2 separate regions of the Homo sapiens genome follow, and region 1 is linked to region 2. The links are chromatin loops, found by intact Hi-C in ENCODE. Cell type or tissue: GM12878. All regions are shown on one strand. Links, peaks and the distances in the headings refer to the core of each region. The heading gives the core; the rest is flanking DNA. Region 1 overlaps SUCLG2-DT (SUCLG2 divergent transcript). Region 2 overlaps SUCLG2 (succinate-CoA ligase GDP-forming subunit beta).

Evidence for each region. Hi-C counts contacts between places; a loop is a spot of excess contacts. Peaks named below come from ENCODE experiments on the same cell type or tissue, not always from the same donor. Only the 100,000 strongest peaks of a DNase experiment are listed, where the experiment ranks them.
Region 1: a loop joins it to region 2, with 2.3 times the contacts of the local background. A loop is called at or near these places in 1 of 110 quality-filtered maps.

What each region holds. Positions count from the first base shown.
Region 1 is chr3:67,680,451-67,691,059 of GRCh38, reverse strand. All of the region lies in intron 3 of SUCLG2-DT (SUCLG2 divergent transcript), which reads right to left. Among named protein-coding and RNA genes, the nearest start is that of SUCLG2-DT, 31 kb to the right of the region's middle. In GM12878, for the core only: no CTCF peak of the experiment used is centred there; a DNase peak (open chromatin) is centred at 5,369; H3K4me3 peaks cover 353 bases; H3K27ac peaks cover 1,177 bases.
Region 2 is chr3:67,377,210-67,387,818 of GRCh38, reverse strand. The region is part of intron 10 of SUCLG2 (succinate-CoA ligase GDP-forming subunit beta); the gene reads left to right. Among named protein-coding and RNA genes, the nearest start is that of MIR4272, 160 kb to the right of the region's middle. In GM12878, for the core only: CTCF peaks have their summits at 2,837 (motif pointing left) and 5,955; no DNase peak of the experiment used is centred there.

The sequences.
Region 1 (10,609 bases), core at 1,811-9,810, 300 kb before region 2:
GAGATCACATCATGGCACTCCAGCCTGGATGACAAAGTGAGACTGTCTCAAAAAAAAAAATTACTTTAAGTTCACTTATTTAAAAATCAGCTTCACCCCTCTCCCCAGTACTTCCTAGCTCCTTTTCCTGCTTTTTTTTTTTCTTTTCACTTATCGCTGTCTGACATACTATACATTTTCTTAATGGATTTGTTCATTGTCTACCTTCCCCCTCTAGAATATAAGCCCCTTGAGGACAGGAAGCTAGTATGTTTTATTCAGTTGTATATCCTCACTCTTGTAACAGTGCCTGTCATATTGAAAATGCTCAATAAATATCTGATGAATATATATATATAACATCTTTGAAATACCTCTATCAGTATCAACTGTGGCACTTTGTTCAAAATTTGGCTTTATGTCCCACCCCCTTTCAGAACCTTCAGTAAGCGGAGACTAGGAATCTGCATTCAGAATCTTCCCAAGCGATGCAAATGAACAACTGAAGTTTGAAAATTGCTACTTTAGCTTTCTCCAAAACCAGCATAAACCCCCTTTTCATGTTATACTTCATTAGATGTTTAAAGACAGCTCTTCTATCCCCTTCCTCTAACCGACTTTGGGTTTTCTTTGTCTTAGACTGAACAGCTAAACCTTCTAGAGCCATCCCTCCTACAAGGCCCCTTAGTACCCCAGAAGGTCAGGCTGCATTCTCTGAATGCACTTCCATTCATTGTCTTTCCATTTAGAGTGATCTTGGTTGGGGAGTGGGTCTCTAACCGACAGCTCTCTAAAGACCCTTGCACAGTTTTTGAAATTAGTTCTTACACTTGAGAAACTCTGCCCTTTTTCCCTTTGCACTATCCCTTGGGAAGATGTTCAAAAAGATGACAATGTTCAGGCTTGTGATCTCAGAGTAGAAAATACACCCAGGCTGTGTGTTTCTGTCCTGTGTGTTTTTGCCCCATTAGAGACCAGACAGAGCATCTGTATATGAGTCTCCAACAAACGATCACATGAAAAATGATGTGTGATGACAAGGCAAAGAGTGCAAAAGAGATTGTCAAGTGAAAGGAGAGGACATAAAGGAGTTATTGTCAGAGAGTGTGTTGGTCAACAGATAGATAGCAATCTAAAGAATGTCTTCTGTTAGAGTTCTACATAGCATACAGCTTATGCTCTACCTGAGTAGGCTGGGTTTTGTTTCATTACACTGAAAGAGTAAATGGTACCTTAATATATATTTTCATTACCAGGGTATCTATTATTCAGATCATCTATGTTAGCTAACTGATTATGCTACTGCATATTTTTTTATTGTTCCAAAAATTTGAAAAAGCAAATTTGGCAAAAATCTTGGAACTCAGCTTTCCTACAAACTAGAGTAGTCTTCGTTGATTAATTCATATAACCAACATGCTAGGCAGACTAATATCCAACCCCGCCCATCAAATATTCACACCTTAGTCCTCAGAACCTGTAAATACATTATGAGACAAAAGGCAAGTGTGATTATATTAAGAATCTTGACGAGGGTAGAAAATCTTGGATTCTCCAATAGGTCCAATTCAATCTCATGAGTCCTTAAAATCAAAGAATTTTTCCTGTGGTTCAGAGAGATGTGACTATGGAAGCATGATCAGAGAGAAGCAAGGTTATTGGCTTTGAAGTTGGAAAAAAAGAGCCATAAGCCATGGAATGTTGGTGTCCTCTAGAAGCTGGAAAAGGCATGGAAACAGATTCTCCCTGACAGCCTCCAGAAAAGACCACAGCCCTGCCAACATCTTGGCTTTAACCCAGGTTTCAGACTTGCAAAACTGTAAGATAATAAATTTGTATTTATTGAAGCCACCAAGTACATGGTAATTTATTATAGAAGGAACAGAAAACTAATACAACCAATGTGCAGATATAGTAATAAAATAAAGTATATCAGGTACTATGCTCATAATAGCTTCATTAGTAAAAGTCCCAAATTAGAAACAATTCCGATCTACCAAAAGGCAATTACACCCTGGGTACTGTCACGGATATATCCAGTTGACAAAATTCATCAAACTGCAACAGACAATAAATACAATTCTCTATATGTATATTATAATGCAATAAAATTTATTAAAGGGCAATGATGGTACATGTGTCCATGTATGTACCATCTATACTATGCAATCATTTAAAATTCATGGTTTAACAGAGAAGTCAGCAAACAATCTGGCTCAATGCCTGCTTTGAGCACAACCATACCCATTCATTACATATCCTCTATGGTGGCTCTCTTGCTATGGTAGCAGAATTCAGTAGGTGCAACAGAGACCATGTATCCTGTAGAGCCACTAAAATATTTCCTCTATAGTCTGTATTTCAGAGCATACCACAAGGAGTTCCATGTAGATTTTCTTAAGTTTCTAGATATTTTTTCCCAGTCATTGGCACAACCAAAGGCAGAGCTTTCAAACCAAGTCTCTCACCTACCAGGTTGGCAGCCAAGCAGGCAGTGGCTTTTTATTCATCCACTTGACAGATATGTATTGAGTGCTGGGTAAACATGGGCCAGGCCCTGTGATAGAAGCTGGATATACTTAAATGCATAAATTACATATGTCTAGCCCCTTGTGGAGGTTACGATTCTATCAATCTGCGCAGTCCAGATGTGGAAGTCCCCAAAGGTGATTCATGAACCACCAGCATCAGCATCACTGGGAAATTGCTACAAATGCAAATTCTCAGGCCCTACACTGCCTCTATTGAATCATATATCTAGGGATGGACCCAACTATGTGTTTTTTCCAGACCAGCAGGAAATTCTGTTGTATGTTCAAGTTTGAGAATCACTGAACTAAACCCAAAAGGTCTGTGCTAGGATAAGTGTTTCGTGAACCAGATTTTAGGAATGGAAATAGCTCTTCACAACACCCATGCTGGAAGATACTTTGTCCACCTTAACTATCTGTCTTACCCATTGTTTTGTTGCTTATAACAGAATACCTAAACCTAGGTAATTTATAAAGAAAGGAATTTATTTCTTACAGATATGGAGGCTGAGAAGTCTGGAGTCAAGGGACGGCATCTGATGAGTGCCTTCTTGCTAGCTGGGACTCTCTGCAGAGTCCCAAGGCAATGTAGGGCATCACATGGTGAGGGAGCTGAGTGTGCTACCTCAGATCTCTCTTCCTCATCTTATAAAGCCACCACTCCCACTCACTTAATAATTCATTAATCCATTAACGCATGAATCTATGAATTCATGAATACATTAATCCATTCATGAGGGCAACACCTTCATGACCCAATCCCTTCTTAAAGTCCTTACTTCTCAATGATACCGCATTGGGGATTAAATTTCAACATGAATTTTGGAGGAGACAAATATTCAAACCATAGCACTATCCTATGTAATAATTTATTTTTATTAAAGTTATAGGAAATTGACAGCAAAGCACACCATAGAATGTGTAGATTGCTTAACATGTGCAGAATGCAGAGCAAGGCACTGCAGTCAATGCTAAGGAAATATAAAGGATGCTTGGTGCTGTGCTGCTTTCTCAGTGAGAGAGAAAAAGAACCCATAGTATCAGCATCATTATATACCAGAAATTGTCAAACATTTTCTGCAAAAGTCCAGATTGTAAGTACTTTAGACTTTGTGGGCCATATAATCTCTGTCACAACTATTCAACTCTAGTGTTGTAGCACAAAAGCAGCATATTTATAGACAATATGTAAATAAATGGGCATAGCAGTGTTCCAATAAAACTTTATTTACACAAACTGGTAGTGGGCCCTTAGGTTGTAGATTCCTGATCCCTGTCATATACCATTATTACCATATATCATTATACATGATGCCATGAACCATGCTATACGGCTTCACCACATATTTCATTTTGTTCAAATTTTAACGTAATTTTCCCTGTAATTTTGTCATATATGATCACCTAACTTTGACCTTCAAAAGCTCTGTTAATATCTTGTTAATGAAAACATTATTCAGAGCAGTAACCTTCAAGATATAATCTTACTTCAATGAATGAATACATTCTACTTGTTTATTATCACAATACTAGCTTCTGTAAAAAAAAATTCTGAGGTTGGCATTGCTATTTTAGAAATTAGAAACTAAAACTTAAAGAGGTTAAGCAATCGTTGAAGTTCATACAAAAAATAATTTTTTGAGCCAGGGTTCAAACTCTAGTATTTTTGGCACTGAAGCAGCCATTTCTGGGTACTATCTCCCCATGGAGTGAATATGCTTAAAATCTAACCAGAAATTGGGTTCAGGGTACAAATGGAATATTTATGCCTCTGTGGCTATTTCTCTTCTTGACTGTGTCCTATAATTATTATTTCAGTTTACAAGCATTTCATGTCTTTAAATTTCATGACAGTCACACATACATCATAGATAAGTCATAACCCAAAACCCTAAGCACATTACTAGTTAAGTAATGATAGAATAGGAAACATTCTGTAACAGCTCAATCAGTAATATAATATCCTTCACAATATAGTTCTATAGTCATCTGTATTAGTCTATTCTCATGCTGCATAGTAATAAAGACATAGCCCAGACTGGGTAATTTATAAAGGAAAGAGGTTTAATTGGCTCACAGTTCAGCATGATTGGGGAAGCCTCAGGAAACTTACTATATGTTACAATCAAGGGGAAGCAAACACGTCCTTCTTCACGTGGCAGCAGCAAGAAGAAGTGCCAAGCAAAAGGGGAAAAGCCCCTTATAAAACCATCAGATCTCGTGAGAACTAACTCGCTAACTAACTCACTATCACAAGAACAGGATGGGGAAAACAGCCCCCATGATGCAATTATCTCCATCTGGCCCCTCCTATGACATACGGGGATTATGGGTACTACAAATCAAGATGAGTTTGGGTAGGGACACAGCCAAATCACGTCATCATCTATCCCTGGTCTAATATCTACGTGACTGTTGGCAGGTCTTTTTCCTCCTTAGACAATTTTCCAGTCTAAAGCGGAAGGTCTTGGTCTATTGTTTATAAGTCTAACTTTAAATTCCAAATTCTAATTCTATAACAATATGACATTCTTCCTCAGTCTTCCTTTCTTATGGAACACAATCACATATGGTTACAGAATGCATTCTTTGGCTCTTGATACATATGTTGAACCAAATGTCCAACTTTGAAGGATTTACATCCTTAAAAATTAAGAAATGGATCATTTCAAGCCATAGAGGAGAAACAAATATCTGGGGCCACCATCATTTCTAAAGAAATAGTAAACAAAACCAAAGATTATAGAATCTTCAGGGAGTTCACTTGTGATATTCTGCAAATAGGAAGTGAAAATGAAAGTGATAAAATAAGGCTTGTTAAATCTGAGACTATGAGCAGATCTGTACAGATGGGAACATCAGTGAACAAGCACCCATGCATGTTTTCAGGTCAGATGAAGAGCCACTGAAAATAGATCAGAAAGCAACAGAGCCTGGCAGGGTGCGTCTGAAAGAAAATAATTTAAACTTAGCCTCCATGGGAAAAAGAAGCTCACCATCATCCCATTTCCCTTATAAGATATGGCTCTAATATGTTGGTCATTCAGAAAACAAGAGTCAATGGAGAGAAACACAGGATTTGGACAAACACATGAACAAAGAAATGGGTTCCAGCCTTTCCTGGGTATTCAGCAGCTCAACAATATGGATGATTTTTTTTCGTTCATGCTGAAATGAAAAATTTAAAACTTTTGTCATGAATCTACATTTATTTAATTTAAAGGGTTATATTATTTTCTCAGATTTTGTCCTTCCCTTTTTGTTGTTGTTGCTAAATTTCTTTCTTTTGCAAGAATGATGAGAATTTAGTTGGCTTTGCTTCTTTGTTGCCTTCACTTAAGAAAATAAAAGTAAATTTTGTCAACTTTATATCAGTTCCATTAAAAAAAAATTGAAATTGGGTACAATGTTCACTGCTTGGGTGATGGGTACACTAAGAGCCCAGACTTTGCCACTGAACAAATATACCCACATAACAAAACTGCTCGGGTACCCTCTGAATCCATACAAATATTAAAAACTAAATTTAATTTAAAAACAAAAATATTTGAAATTATTTTGGTTCATGAAACCCAAAAGGCTCAGGGGTCTGCTTATCGTGTGACATTTGGATGCTGTCACTCTGTGGATCTTGATAACAGCTTCATTGTTGAGCACCTATTCAAGTCAAGTACTTTACATTCATTATTTATAATTATTCCCCAAATTCTGCAAGGCATATATCGCCATTCAAAGTCTATGAATGATGATGATGAAGTTCACAGAAGTTAAAGGACAAGCCCAAGGTTACACAGCTATTAAAATGGACATCCTCAATGTCCTTTCTCAAAGGCAATGCAGCCACTTATATCTGACTACAAACCCACAGAAATCTCCATGGTGAATTATTGAAAATTGGCAAAACTCTTTTTTACTTCAAAGGGACACAAATGGCAATCAACAGACTCACATTCATCCTCACAGGCAACCCCCACAACTAAAATGTGAACATTTTCCCCTAACAGCAAAAAAGTTGTAAGTGATTTTAAATGTTTATATGTCTTAATGTGGCTCAATCCATCAGTAGCATTTTGGATATACTCCATTTTGGAAGAGTCGGAAAAACAGTTGGCAGCATTTTGTGCATTTTATTTTAATTTAGAGGGGGGACATTTGAGATCTGCAATTAAAAAGAGGTTTGCTTTGGCTGTGACGAACTGATGTAATTCACAATTTAAACTCATTTGAGAAAAATAACAACAGCTACAACTGTCACATTTGCCAGGGAGGGAAATAGGATGAACAACAACAGGGCCCGGGAGGAGAAAAACAGCTCATTGATAGGACTACAGATTATACAGATTAGTCATTGCAAGGGCAGAGTAAGCATCCATGGACAATCATTTGACATTTTATAAAATAGAATGGCGACTGCTTAACAATATTTTCAAAGGGATTCACCAAGAAGCTTTGATAATGATGGCCTATTTGAAGCTACAACCTAGTGATAGGTAGGGTATTAAAAGAAGGAAATTTTGCACACTGAATTGTTAAATTAGAATGTAAACTGGAGCCCAGAGTGGCATGAAATATATAGAACCAGTAGTCATAGAGGGAATCTTTCCATTCTGTCCTGTCACAAGTGAAAACTGAGAATTCTCACAGCTTGAGATTTTAAATCCTGGGGAAATTATAAATGGCTGGGTTTACTAAGGGACTACTCTGGGTCTGCAAAACTAACATTTACCCATTGAGTGGTTTACAAGAAAGCCTATGTTCTTGTGAGGCTTATTGCAGCATCCTCTTTGAAAACTCCTCTGGCCTTGAAAGTGAGTGAGACTTTGACAGAAACTAAGTTTTATTTCCCATGTGATGAACTCAAGCTATGGCTCAATGTTTTGAGTTTTTCACTCAAGCAATCAACATATATGAAGGAAATGACAGTTTGAAATATCAAACTGCATTTTGCTTCTTGGGAGGAAGTTGCTTTCCCCATTTACAGCTCTTCTGCCATGAAGATTGGGCTAAGAAGCTGAGACCAATTGCTGCAGAGATGGAGACAGAAGTGATACACAACCAGATATTTCCAGGAAGGAAAGTGGAAAGCCCTGCTAACAGGTATAGTCTTAAGGGAGACAAAAAAAAAAAAAAAAAAAAAAAGGCCAAGAATCTAGACCCTTTTGTCTTCCTATGTGCCTAGCAGATATGACCTTTGGACTCCAAAGTGCAACAAGCTAGCTACAGGCAAAGCCAGCATTAAGGACTGTCACCCCAAATACCAGAATGAGATAGGATCCCCCTTATAGCAACTGCTCGGGGAAGAAGAGCCAGAGAAGGGGAAGGACAAGCATCTAGAGCAGCTCTGTCCAATAGAAACATCATGAAAGCCATGCATACAATTAAAAACCTTCTGGTAACCACATTTGAGAATGCAAAATTAAACAGGTAAAAATTTTAATACTATAGTTTATTTAACCCAATATAATCAAAATTCTATAATTTTAATATATAATCAATACAAAAGTACTAATCAGATATTTTACGTCTTTAAAATCCAGTGCATATTCCATTGGATTTCATTTACAGCAAAGATCAATTCAGACTAATCACATTTCAGGTGATCAGTGGCCACGTGTATTGAGTAGCACAGATTAGAATAAATCAAGTTTAAATTTTAGGGCATTTTAAATCAGAAAAAAACAAGGGACCTTGAATAGACAAAACTATTTGCTTATTTTTCTGCTTAAATCCAGGGCAACAGTCAAAGAGAAAAGAGAGACCAGTATTAGAAAAATAAAAGTTGGCCAGGCATGGTGGCTCCTACCTATAATCCCAGTGCTTTTGGAGACTGAGGTGGGAGGATCACTTGAGCCTAGGAGTTTAAGACCAGCCTGGTAACATATGGTAACATAACCTCTTCTCTACAAAATTTTAAAAATTAGCCAGGTGTGGTGGCACACACCTGTGGTCCCAGCTACTTTGGAGGCCGAGGTGAGAGGATTGCTTGAGTCCAGGAGGTCAAGGCTGCAGTGAGCCAGGTTGATGCCACTGCACTGCAGCCTCAGTGACAGAGCAAGACCATGTCTCAAAAAAATGAAAAATAAATAAATTAGTTAAAGTGGAACCATAGAATTATGTAATTGACTTATTGTACTATTTCAGGTATCGCATAGAAAATCTAATCCTACTGCACAGAAGTCTACTGAGTGTCTACTATGTGACAGGTTTGGATGGGACTGAGAAAATGCAAAGATTAATAAGACACAGAATGGTTTATGATGCTCAGGGGTAGGCCCATGATAAAAAATAATAAAGATATGATAGAACATAAATAGAGACAAAAAGCAACAGTGTGGGAATCCAGGAAAGTCAGTAATTAATGTTTCTGGGTTGCTGTTGGCCATAAGCTCAAGGAGGGTTGCAACCATATCTGTTTTATTTGCCACTTTCTCAAGAGTACCTGACATAGGGCTCAATAAAAGTGTGTTGAACGAGTGAGTGAACGATTGCTGGTTAGAGAGAACCAGGTGAGGAAAGGCCTCATATTTGGTGTGGTATTTGAATTTGGCTTCGAAGAACTAACTGGTCTTCACCTAGGAGAGTAGAACACTTTAGACCAAAAGACCTGAACATCCAGGTAGGTGGATATTTAGGGCACATTCAGTCAATGATATTTGATCTTGTGAGACAGGAGTGTAGATGGAGACAGAAGATGAGATGGAAAAGTTAGGTTGGGGCCAGATGGTAAAAAATGTGGAGGGGTTTCTATGAACTATTTGCAGGATTAGTCTATTCTAGCCACGTACCGATAGCAGTATAGTGAGGTTAAAAATTCCTGCAATGCTAAAACAGACTTTTGCAGCATATTGATCTCCTGTTTTTAGAGCTTTCAGAAAGCAATCAACCATCAGACAGCCTAACAGTGGTAAACGACAATATACATTCTTTAGAGCTGACCGTACATTGCTGTTGAATTTTCCCCATCTCAGTTAACTTTCTTTTTCTTTCCTGAATAAATTTACGGAGAGAACAATATAAGCAGTGAATAAAATGAAAATGCACTGGGTTACATTTCACCCCAAAATAATAGAATGAGATTTTTTTTTTTAACGGGAAGAGGAGTGGTAATTTTTGCTCGCTGTTATCATCAAGGATTTCTTATCTACTAAAATAATATCAAATATACTATCCAACTGGTAATATTAACACATAAATCCCAGGACTACATCTAGAAATGTTTCTGCTATAAAAAAAGAATGTTCCTGACTAATGTGGTACATTTATAAACTCAATGTGCATATGGCAATAGCAAGTTTAGAGAGTGGCAATAAACAAACAAAAAAATAAAGAGGAGAGGATAGTTTATGAAGCTTATAAAGGCCTTATTAGAGCATTCGGGTAATTGGAAATTTGAATATGGCCAATACAATTTGGACCCAGGTTAAAACAGAGTTGGTTCAGTGTTGTGGTTAGCAAAATAAACATCAGAGTCAGATATGCAAGGGTTTCAGTACTGGCTCCTTTTGTTACTACAAGGTTGGTGCAAAAGTAATGGCAAAAACCGCAATTACTTTTGCATCAACCTAATAGTAAGTGACTTACCTCTCTGATCGTCAGATTTTTATTCATAAAATGAGGGGATCATAAACCTAACACTAAGGGTTGTTATGAACACTGCATGCAATTATAAAGAAGTTCCTGACACACGGTAACAGCTCAAAAAAGTGATGGCTATTGTTCTTCAGTCACTGAACAATTTTTCAGCATCTATTATGTACTAGGTTTTGGAAAATCAGAGACAAAAATATCTGACTTGAAAAAGTTCATTGTCTAATGCAACAAATATTTTCTGTAAGAGCATACATCATTACATAGACCTAGAATATATGCTCTATATAATAATAGTAATGTGTTTCTCATACAGGTTCACATAGCTTAGCGTTTCTCAATTTCAGCATGGTTGACGCTTAGGGATGGATAATTCTTGCTTGTGGGGGCTGTCCTGTGTGTTGTACAATGTTTATACACATCTCTGGCCTCTACCTATGAGATACCAGTAGCATTCACCAGTTGAGATAACCAACAACATCTAGTCATTGCCAAATATCTCTCCTTGGTTG
Region 2 (10,609 bases), core at 1,252-9,251:
ATTTAGTTAAAAGATTCAAATCTGATCATCTAACAAATTTAGAAATGTCAAATCTTCTTCTTAGTATCTCAGATAGACCTCTGATGCAATCAGCAGAGAATATTAAGGAAAATAATCTTGAATGTGGTATTTTGCATATTTCAGCATGAATATCATCTGCGTATTATAAAAATCACTTAATTCTTCTGGAATACTAAGCAGAGTATGAAAATAAAAGATGCACTCCTTTAAATCTTTTGGGAAAAATTTAAGGCAGGGTAACTAGCTTTTCTCGAAATGTATGAATAACTAATAAATTGTGGGCCTCTGTGACAACTCAGGCACAGAAAGGATCCCCAGAAAGAATGGGTCAATCGTAGTGTGCATTCATTTCTAGTTATTTCCAGTGACAAACAATAATATAATTGGCTGATAGAGACCTTTCCCCCTTTAAGAACAGGAGAAGAGTTGACTCTTAAAATCTGAGGGTCTCTGATCACTTTGACCCTGAAAACAGTCTGACATCAACATTTTAATCAGAAATACACCAATACTGATGCACTCATTGACTCCTTGATCAATTTTTTTTCATTGTAGCTTTGTCACTTATTTTCCTTTTATTACTTTTATTGGGATCAATTATGCTGCATTTACACTTCTAAGAAGATTTAATTCATCAGTATGTTTTAATGTTCATATTAGGCTTTGCTGACTGGCGTGTCTGCCATTTTCATTTTTCCTTTGTGATTATTATTTCTATTAAGTCCATATTGTGCAGATCTAAACATGTGAGGCAGACAGTCTCAGGGAAGGAAAGAGAAAGGAGAGTGGCAGAGAGTGGAAGAAGAAAGAGATACAAAGAGAGAGGCAAGCACAGAGAACAACACAGGCTACAACTGTTTGGGAGTCTTCATGTCAAAGGATGGGGGTACACCAGCAGAGTCAAAATATCCTTGGACTTTTTCTTGAGAAGGTCTCCAGGGAATTATGGCTGCAACACAGAGCTTGGGAAAACTGAGCTGTTCCAAGAATGATACTGTAAATGATATGGCTTGCCTCTGTGTCCCCACCCAAATCTCATCTTGAATTGTAATAATCCCCACGTGTTGTGGGCAGCACCCTGTGGAAGATAATTGAATCATGGTGGTGGGTTTTTCCCATGCTGTTCTCCTGATAGTGAATAAGCCTCACAAGATCTGGTAGTTTTACAAAGGGGAATTCCCCTACACATGCCCTTTCTTGCCTGCCACCATGTAAGACGTCCCTTGCTCTTCCACCACGATTGTGAGGCCTCCTCAGCCATGTGGAACTTTGAGTCAATTAAACCCCTTTCCTTTATCAATTACCCAGTGTTGGATATGTCTTTATTAGCGGCGTGAGAACAGACTAATACAGTAGATGTTGACTCAGTGGGGCTGCTTGAGTATAGTAATCTGAGTTTGTTGATGAAGTGTACAAGACTTTTGGATAGTTATCATATTAAAGTGTCTGTTATTCAGGTGGATAATGAGGTCGGAGATCGAGACCATCCTGGCTAACACGGTGAAACCCCGTCTCTACTAAAAATACAAAAAAAAAAAAAAATTAGCCGGGCGTGGTGGCGGGCGCCTGTAGTCCCAACTACTTGGGAGGCTGAGGCAGGAGAATGGCGTGAACCTGGGAGGCGGAGCTTGCAGTGAGCCGAGATCGCGCCACTGCACTCCAGTCTGGGTGACAGAGCGAGACTCCGTCTCAAATAAATAAATAAATAAAGTGTCTGTTACTGCTGTTACTATGGTGATTCTCAGAGTATGGTCCACAGAACTGACTTTCTCACTCCTTTGTGTTTTTTCTTGGTCCCTCTGAGACCTTCTAGCCTCTCAGGAAGGCCATCCTGATCCCACGGTGTTCCTTAAAAGTCCAGATCCCATAGGTAGCCAACCTAATTAGCTTACCTAATAGCCACTGCTCCCATTGTTCACAGCCCATCCAGCCAAGCCTTGGGGTTAGGGTCTTTGAAGAGGCCCAACAGATCCTTTTCCACCTGGGTTCTGATCCCAGTAAGAAATAAAATAGACTGAGGAAACAAAAGTATTACCTTCATCACCAAAGAAAAAAGAAGTAGTTGGAGGATGCACCTTATTGTGTGACCACCAGTGAGCTTCCTTACTCTAAGCCCCAGAATTAGGCAGCTTTGTAAACCCAGTCACAGGCTCCACTAGACTTCAGTGTACCTTCCATCCCAGGGTGGAACCCAAGGAGCAGAGGATGACCTGGACTCACTCTGAGTGGCATATCCCTAAAAGGAAGGCCAGAGGAAGGGGCGGGACTACCCATGCCAACTTTCTCCATTCAAATATTCAGTCAGCTCCCTACACCATCACCACTCCCGGATGGAGCCAGTGATAGGCAAAGAGAACAGGAGGGGTTACACTAATGACTGTCCCTCTGCATGGAAGGAAACATCCCCCAGTGCACATCACAGGTCTTATCTGCCCCAGGAGTGGGCTGCCTTTGGTCGGGTAGCTGCCCCACTCTAGGCAGTGGTCATCCCTTCAGGAACAAGAGCCTGAAGTTGCTTCCCTGAGCAGCAGCTGTGGGTGTGGCCATTTTTATAAGGAGAGGTTTTAAAACTGGGCAGGTACCAGGACTCGCATATCCTAAGTGCTGCCTTATAGTGTCAGAACACCACTGCGTGCTCTCGGGTATCTTCTGAGTGACTAGTCAGTTCATTTCTTCCTGACTCAATTTCCACTTGAAAGTCATATTTGATGAGCCATCAAAAAGAGCGAGCGAGCACATTGCTATCAGGACGAGACTTACAGGTGATTCAGTCTGTAGTGTCTTATAGACGCTAAGTGTGTCCCGCTGAGACTCTTCCAGAGAGCGCCACCTTGAGGCTGTCCTGAGGCAGAACTACCTATGGGGAAAGACTTCATGAGAAATGTTTCAGATGAGGGAAGACAGCTTTCATCTCATGCCACCTTCTCTTTATTGGCAGTGGCTGCCTGAGCAGTGCTGTGCCAAGAAAGATTCTGAGGCTATATCCCAGCTCAGTGGAAAAAGAGTTCTATGATCTTTCCAGCCACACATGTGGGAAGGGGTGGAGGGAGTGGAAATTCGAGCCAATATTTGCCATTGTCAATTCAAAGAGACCATAGGTGGGTTTTTTTCTCCTAGATATATAGCTGCTTACCACTATATCAAGTCAGAAGTAGGGACTGCAAGCTGGGAAACACCAGATGAAGATGATTCTTGTCTTCACCTGACCCTTTAGCCACAAGGCCAGAAATTTGGATTGTATAGAGCAAAGGTCTACAAACTTTTTCTGTAAAGGGCAGGATTTTAGGCTTTGTGTCTGTATATTCCCTGTTGTGATTACTCAGCTCTGCCATTGTAGTGTTGAAGCAGCAGTAGACAATAGGTAGAGGAATGGACATGGCTGTGTCACAGTAATCTTTTTTTAACAAAAACAGATAGTGGAACAGATTTGGTCCGTGAGCTATAGCTTGCAGATCCCTAGTGTAGAAAAGAGGCCAGCAGCAAGACCTAGAATTCTGGAAAATCCTCACGTTATCTCTATCTAAATCTCCCTTCCCCTAAGCTCTGAAATGTCTCGTGAGAGTCAAGTAAGAATTTGGCAGGCAATATTAAGCTCTGAGAATCTGACTTCTTCCCAAGGAAAATATTAGCAATGAGGTCCACTCAGTCATTTCCCCACGTAAGGACAGAATCACACTGAGTGACACAGTGATGAATGTGATTCTGTCCTAGGCAGTAATGGTGGACCAAAGTCAGCATTTTCGACAAAAGTCTCACACTGTTAAAATTACCTTTGAAAATTTCTTAAATCATCCGTAAATTAGAGTATGCATGGCTTGAAAGCTAGGAGGAAGATTCAAGGAAAGCATGAAAGGTAAATTCACATGCAGATGTTTGGGTGTATAAAACATCCCTTCTTTAAAAGAATTGTCTTATCCCTAGCAGATGATGGCAGGTGAGCACAGAAGTGTAAGGTGTTCTTGCTTGCCAGAGGGTTCATTCCATTCTTGTTTAATATTAAGGCTCCTTTAACTTTGGTTTAGTATCTATGTTGCTTTTTTTCAAGGGTTAACGTAATTGAAAGCATAAGCACGTAGCATCAGCTCTCAGTGAATATGTTAGACTTGATCCTAAACCTTGCTTGCATGATCATAGCACATACACACCATTCTTTGAAACCGTGTAGAGAAGAACTTAGCCATTGGCTTCCTGCCACTGGAGCTGGGGGCTCCTGCTGTGATGGTCCGAATAACTATCACATTCACACCTCGAGTGTTGATTTCTTCTTACTGTGCGAGAAGAAATCATCGAGGAGATTAGGTGTGGATACAATACAGCCACACAGAATATCTTATGTCATCTTTAATCTTCATAAAATGTTAGGGGTACAAAGCATTTAGATATGATTCACATTCAAGGAGAAATCTAAAGCCTCAAAGCTGCAGTAACTTCCCCAGGTTGTTCAGCTACTTGGGAACAGAACCGGGTTTAAAATCTCAGCTTCTTCCTCTGCAAAATGGAATAAAAATAGGGCAACTCTATAAGGTTGCTGTAAGGAGCAGATGAGTTTTTAAATAATTTGCAATAGTCCTTGGCTCAGTAAATGTTAGCTATCCTTATTATTATCTAAACCCTTGTCAGTATCTCGACTGAGGCCACATGGATGGCCAATGCTGTTGGCTGCCAAGCACGGTGCTAGGTATTAGGCACATATCATCTCAAAGAAATAAGAGCTGCTGACATAGCAGAAGTTTTGCCTCTGATTCTCAATGAATTATTCTGTTTCTGACATAAAGTAACAAGGCAAAAGAGACATGAAAAGTTATCTAAATTTACAGGTCACCAAGAAAATGGACCTCCTCTATCTAATTGCCACTTGAAAGGAGACTAAGGAAGGAGGTGCAAGGGTACAGGAGCAGTGGACATTTGAGGAGGAATTTGCTGCTTTAGAGAATTTGGCTTGTTTCCACTGAATTCCCCTCTCCCAGTGGGGAGAAAAAAACTCAGTTACTTCCAGCAGAGGGGCTGAAATACTTTAGGCTTTCGAGGCCATGCTGTCTGTGCCACAGCGACTGACTCCTCCCATTGCAAAGCGCAAACAGCCACTGATGAAGCAAATCAGTTTGGCTATGTTCCACGAAAAAGTTATTTATGGATGCTGGAATTTGAATTTCATGTAACTTTCATGTATCATAAAATGTTCCTGTGATTTTTTCCTCCCAGCTATTTGAAAATGTAAACCCTATTCTTAACTTGCAGGTGATACAAAAAGAGGCAGCTGGCTCAATTTTGCCCAAAAACTAGAACTTGCCAGCCCTGACTCAGAGCACTAGACCAAGAATCAGACCTGTCAGGGTTAACTGGTTGTTTGATCCAAGCAAATTGTCTGACATCTCTGGGCCTCATTTTCCTCTAGTGAATTCCTTCTAGCACTTAAAGGCCAGCTGCGTGGTTATGTGGCTTTACCCTCAGGTGAACCTGGGTTCAAGTCCTGGCTCAGCCTCTGACTTGCTGGGGATGTCGGGCCAGTTCCGAAGCCTCCCAGTGTTTTTGTTGCCTCTCCTGTAAAATGGGGATTAAAATGATGTTGACTGCAGGGTTGCTCTGAGGATTAAGTTTCATGATACTTGTAAATCCCTTAACTCATGTATCCAACAAACATTTGTTGCACCTAATATGTACTCAATAAGTGCTAACTACTGTATTCTTTTTTAAAAAACTGAATTCCTATTAAAATAATAACTTTTAAATTACAGTTTCTACATATTTCCAGACTGGAAAATGATTTTCTTCACAGCCTTATGATAAAAGGCAGGAGGCGTCTGCACCTTGCGAACAAAATCCTGTACCATGTGCCCACTACCTTTATTTTCTCTTGTGTGTAATAAAAGCGAAGAAGAAATTTTGATAAATTAACCTTGCATCTTTGTTTACAGCTCTCTTACTCCACCCAGTGGCAGAAAGTCACTGGTAACATGCCAAGGAGGTCACGAATTTTTAACATTTTAATAATTGTTATTATTTATAATATCCCCTAGTAGTAGAGCAAGATTTCATTTTAAACTCATTCCCCTTTGATTTTCCATTTTTAAGGCCTGCAGTGGGTAGATAACCATTTAGCTGAGTGGCTCTCAACAAGCAGATATTAAGAAGTGCCTGAGGTTCCACCAGCATGAGTTGATCAGTTATCTGTACAGGTGGTTATTAAAAGTGTTGTCCTGAAGGCTCATTAAAAAGCAATGTAGCATTTAATAAATATTAGAACATGTCAGTAGCACCATTTAAATGTGGGAAGGAGATCAATTTCCTTTGTAATTCTGTGCACAGGCATAAACACTCTTTAGAACACTTAATTCCATGTCAGAGTTTAAAGCAGCTATGATAATTTCTATTTAGAAGTAAAGGCAGGGAGAGGGTTGGGGAATAGATGTCAGACACTTGGTGAATTAAGAAGAAAATAACCTTAAATACTCAAATAATATCATTTTGCAAAAAAGGAATGCAGAAACTCACAGTCATTTCCAAGGCTTCCTCTAATTCTTTTCTTCCTTTTCTTTTTCAATAACCTGTTTCCACTCTCTGCTGTTTTACTTTTATTTTATTTTATTTTATTTTATTTATTTATTTATTTATTTTGAAAATAGAAGTGGGTCTCACTCTGTTGCCCAGGCTGGAGTGCAGTGGTGCAATCACAGCTCACTGCAGCCTTGACCTTCTGTGCTCAAGCGGTCCTCTGACCTCAGCCTCCTGAGTAGCTGGGACTACAGGCCACCATGCCCAGCTGGTTTCCTTTTAATCCCTCTTCTCTGCGTGTCCCCACCTCCCCTTCCAGTTGTTCCCTCAACAGGAAGGAGGAAGCAAGTGGTAGTTAACGACAAGGGCAGGGTCAGTGGGCAGTAGAGCTATGCCTTCAAGGAGAAACCAGGTTGAATGCTGCAAAGAGATGGTGCCAGCATCAGGGTAGGGGCTGGTGTGGAAGGCACTTGGCAAACTCATTTTTTTCCTTTACTTTCTCTTATTCTCTACCTGTCTTTTTTCTTATGTCTGTTCCTTTTTGAGCTATTCCCCATGACTCTGTCTCTTGTCTCTCTCTTCATTTGTCTCTCTCTCTATCTCCCTCTCTCTCTCTCTACCCCCCTTTCCCCTTCTGTAACAAGTTTCTACCTGGTCATGATGGCTCTGCATATGACCCATTTCTCATAACAGATGAGCTTCATATTTGAATATGAGAATCCCTTCAAAAACTGCTTAGTTCTGAGCATGCCTAGTATATGCTTAATAATTAAGGTGGTAATTAAAGTGTAACTGCAAGTATAATTAAAATTCACTTTTGTGGATCCTAGAATTATGAAGCAATTAGGCATTTTCACATGGCACTGAAGGAGCAGCTGGGAGGAGAGAAGGGTTGTGGTTTTCTGGGAAACTGCTCCGTCCCCTTTCTTCCCTGGCCCTGTCCACCAGTGTTAGCCTGGAGCAAGGCCTCACTTGACTGGGGCACTTGAAGCTGCTACAGGTTGGGAGAAGTGGTAACAGCTTGGAGTCCTCACTCAGGGCAGTGAGCACAGCCAGCTCTTCCTGGGCCCTTCCCAGCAAAAGGAGCCACTCCCAAAACCCCTAGGTAACTGTGAGAGGACTCCAAAAAAAAAAAAAAAATCCCTCCTGATTGCACCTTGAGCAGTTTGCGGTATCTATTTCAACCCTATAGGAAAGGGTTGTTAGGACAGCAAGGAGATCTATCAAAAAGTACCCGCCCACTCCTCTTCTCGTCAAGCACACTTTGTATGTGGGAATCCATCTGGAGTTACCCCGTCGGTCAGCACGTACTGCTAGCTAACGGATATTGGGAGGTATCCAGTAAGCAAGTCTGACAAAGGAAAGTGGATGTTTAGAGGGGACGAGGGAAGCATCAGTAAGTCATCCCAATAAGACTTCATCCATGGTAAGATTTTAGAAATACAAGGTGCTCCAGAAGTTCATTGTACCAGCCCCTGCTTTAGTTGGGGCATGGGGAGGTGGTGATTAGAAAGATATCCCCAAAGAAATACCATTTAACAGATGCCTTGTGAATGAATGGGTGTCAGCCCAGTGGAGAGAGGTGTCAGCCCAACAGAGCTCTGGGTGGAAAGCCCAGCAAGGGCAGTGGCCCAGCACATCTTTGTGCTCATGAATTTCTAAATCATTTCTTTTCCCTTGGGAATACTGGTGCTAAGTTGGGTGCAAAAGAGGATATTAATTAAGGAACTAAATTATTTAGATTACTTGGTTGCAAGGAAGCACAACTCATTAAAGTTATCTCAAAAAATTAAGAAGATCAAGAGCTCATTTCATCCATACACATGCAAAGGAACTCAGGTAAAACTGAATAAGAAGTTATCTGAATAAGTGGGAACCGTGATAAAAAACTAGTCTCCAGAAAGAGCAGGATCTGAAATGGAGGAAGACATCAGGAGCGCCACTCCTGCACCTATCTGGAGGTCTTAGAGCTGCATTGAGATTGGAAGGTGCTCAAAAGAAGAAAGGAAGAGGAAGAAGGGCCTAGTCTACGTCTCTGCAGGAGGAGATAGAAATTTACACATGGGGTACGGTGGCTCATGCTTCTAATCCCAGACTTTGGGAGGCCGAGGCAAGTGGATCACTTGAGGTCAGGAGGTTAAGATCAGCCTGGCCAACATGGTGAGACCCTATCTCTACTAAAAATACAAAAATTGGTTGGGAGAGGTGGCCACTGCCTCTCATCCCAGCTACTCAGGAGGCTGAGGCAGGAGAATTGCTTGAACCAGGGAGGTGAAGGTTGCAGTGAGCTGAGATCACGCCACTGCACTCCAGCCTGGGTGACAGAGCAAGACTCTGTCTAAAACAAAATTTACACGTGTAACTGTCATTTACCTTCTGGTCCAAAGACTGGTTTGCTCCTGTGTCCATCAGGGCTTTTGTTTCACACTCTGTCATTACTCCATGAAAGCCATGCTTTGATTAGTTTCTAAATTCCTTAGCCTGCTATCTAACACCTGCCACAGTCAAATGAATCAAAGTGCACGCAGGTTGTGTTAATGAAATAATACATTTTTACATCTGTGTTACTTACCTATCAGCACTTAACAAATTACCCCAAAATGTAGCAGCTTAACAAAAAGAACAGTTATTATCTCACAGTTTCTGTGGTCAGGAATCTGGGTGTGGCTTAGGTGGATCCTCTCACTCAGGGTCTCTCACAAGGCTGCAATCACAGTGTCAGCCGAGCTGTAGTGATCTCAAGGCTTGACTAGGGAAGAATTTGCTTCCAAGATCCCTTATATGGTTCTTGGCCAGATGCACTTCCTCCTTGGCTATTAGACCCAGAGCCTCAGTTCCTCATCAGCCGTTGGCCAGAGTTTGCCCTCAGTTCCTTGCCCAGGTGAGTCTCTCCAGAGGGCAGCTCATAGCAGGGTAGTTTGCTTCATCAGAGTGAAAAAAGAGTTAAAGGGAGCAAGACTGAAGCCACAGGCTTTTGTAACCTAGTCTCAGAAGTGACACTCCATCACTTTTGCCATGTTCTTATCTATTAGAAGTAAGGCTGTGGGTCCAGATCATACTCAAGGGGGACGGATTCTACAAAGATGTGACTACCAGGAGGCAAGAGTGATTGATCTTTGAAAACCATTTTAGAAGCTGCCTTCCACAGCATTTACAAAGTCATATGTTAGTCAAAATAATGCTAGCTCCTGTAACAACAGAAAAATGCAGAAATTTCAGAGTCTTAACATTATAGAAGGGTCTTTCTCATTCCCATAAGGTCTAAGAGGGTGAGTGGGTAAGATGCTTGGCTCCAGAGAGTTATTAAAGTATCCAGGCTGAAGGAGTCATTGCCATCTTCAAGAAGTGATTTGGCTGGGTGCAAGGGCTCATGCCTGTAATCCCAGCATTTTGGGAGGCCACGGCAGATGGAGTCCTTGAGTTTAGGAGTTCAGGACCAGCCTGGGCAATGTGGAAAAACCCCATCTCTACAAAAAATACAAAAAATAGCTGGGCGTGGTGATGTGTGCCTTTAGTCTCAGCTACTTGGGAGGCTGAGGTAGAAGGATCACTTGGGCACCGGAGGCTGAGGCTGCAGTGAGCTGAGATCACACCACTGCACTCCATCTTGGGTGACACAGCGAGAGCCTATCTCAAAAACAAAAAGCAAGACAAAACACAACCAGAACCAAAAAGGTGACTTCCAGGGCTGCCCCAGCTAGGAACACTCCAGAAAGCAGACAAGGAAAACCGAGTGTGAAGAGTCCCTTTGGAGATTGTCATGGCCATGTGACATTCCTTTGGCCTGAACTCAGTCACATGTCCCCTTCGAGATGCAGGGGGGCCTGGGAAATGTAGTTTCTGGCTGGGCAGCTGCTTTCCAGCAATAGCACTCTACTGCAGAAGAGGAGCAGGAGTCTGTGGTGCAAAGCCAGCCAGGCCTGCCACAGATACTGCACCATTTACAAAAATGCTTTTACACTCATTTCATTTGCTTCTCATCACAATCTATACCATCAGCTATACTGTCCTCATTTTTCAAGTAGGTAAGCAGACTAGCATATCTTTAGAACATGCAGCGTTTATAATTACAGAGAACAGTTCAAGTCCCATCTCT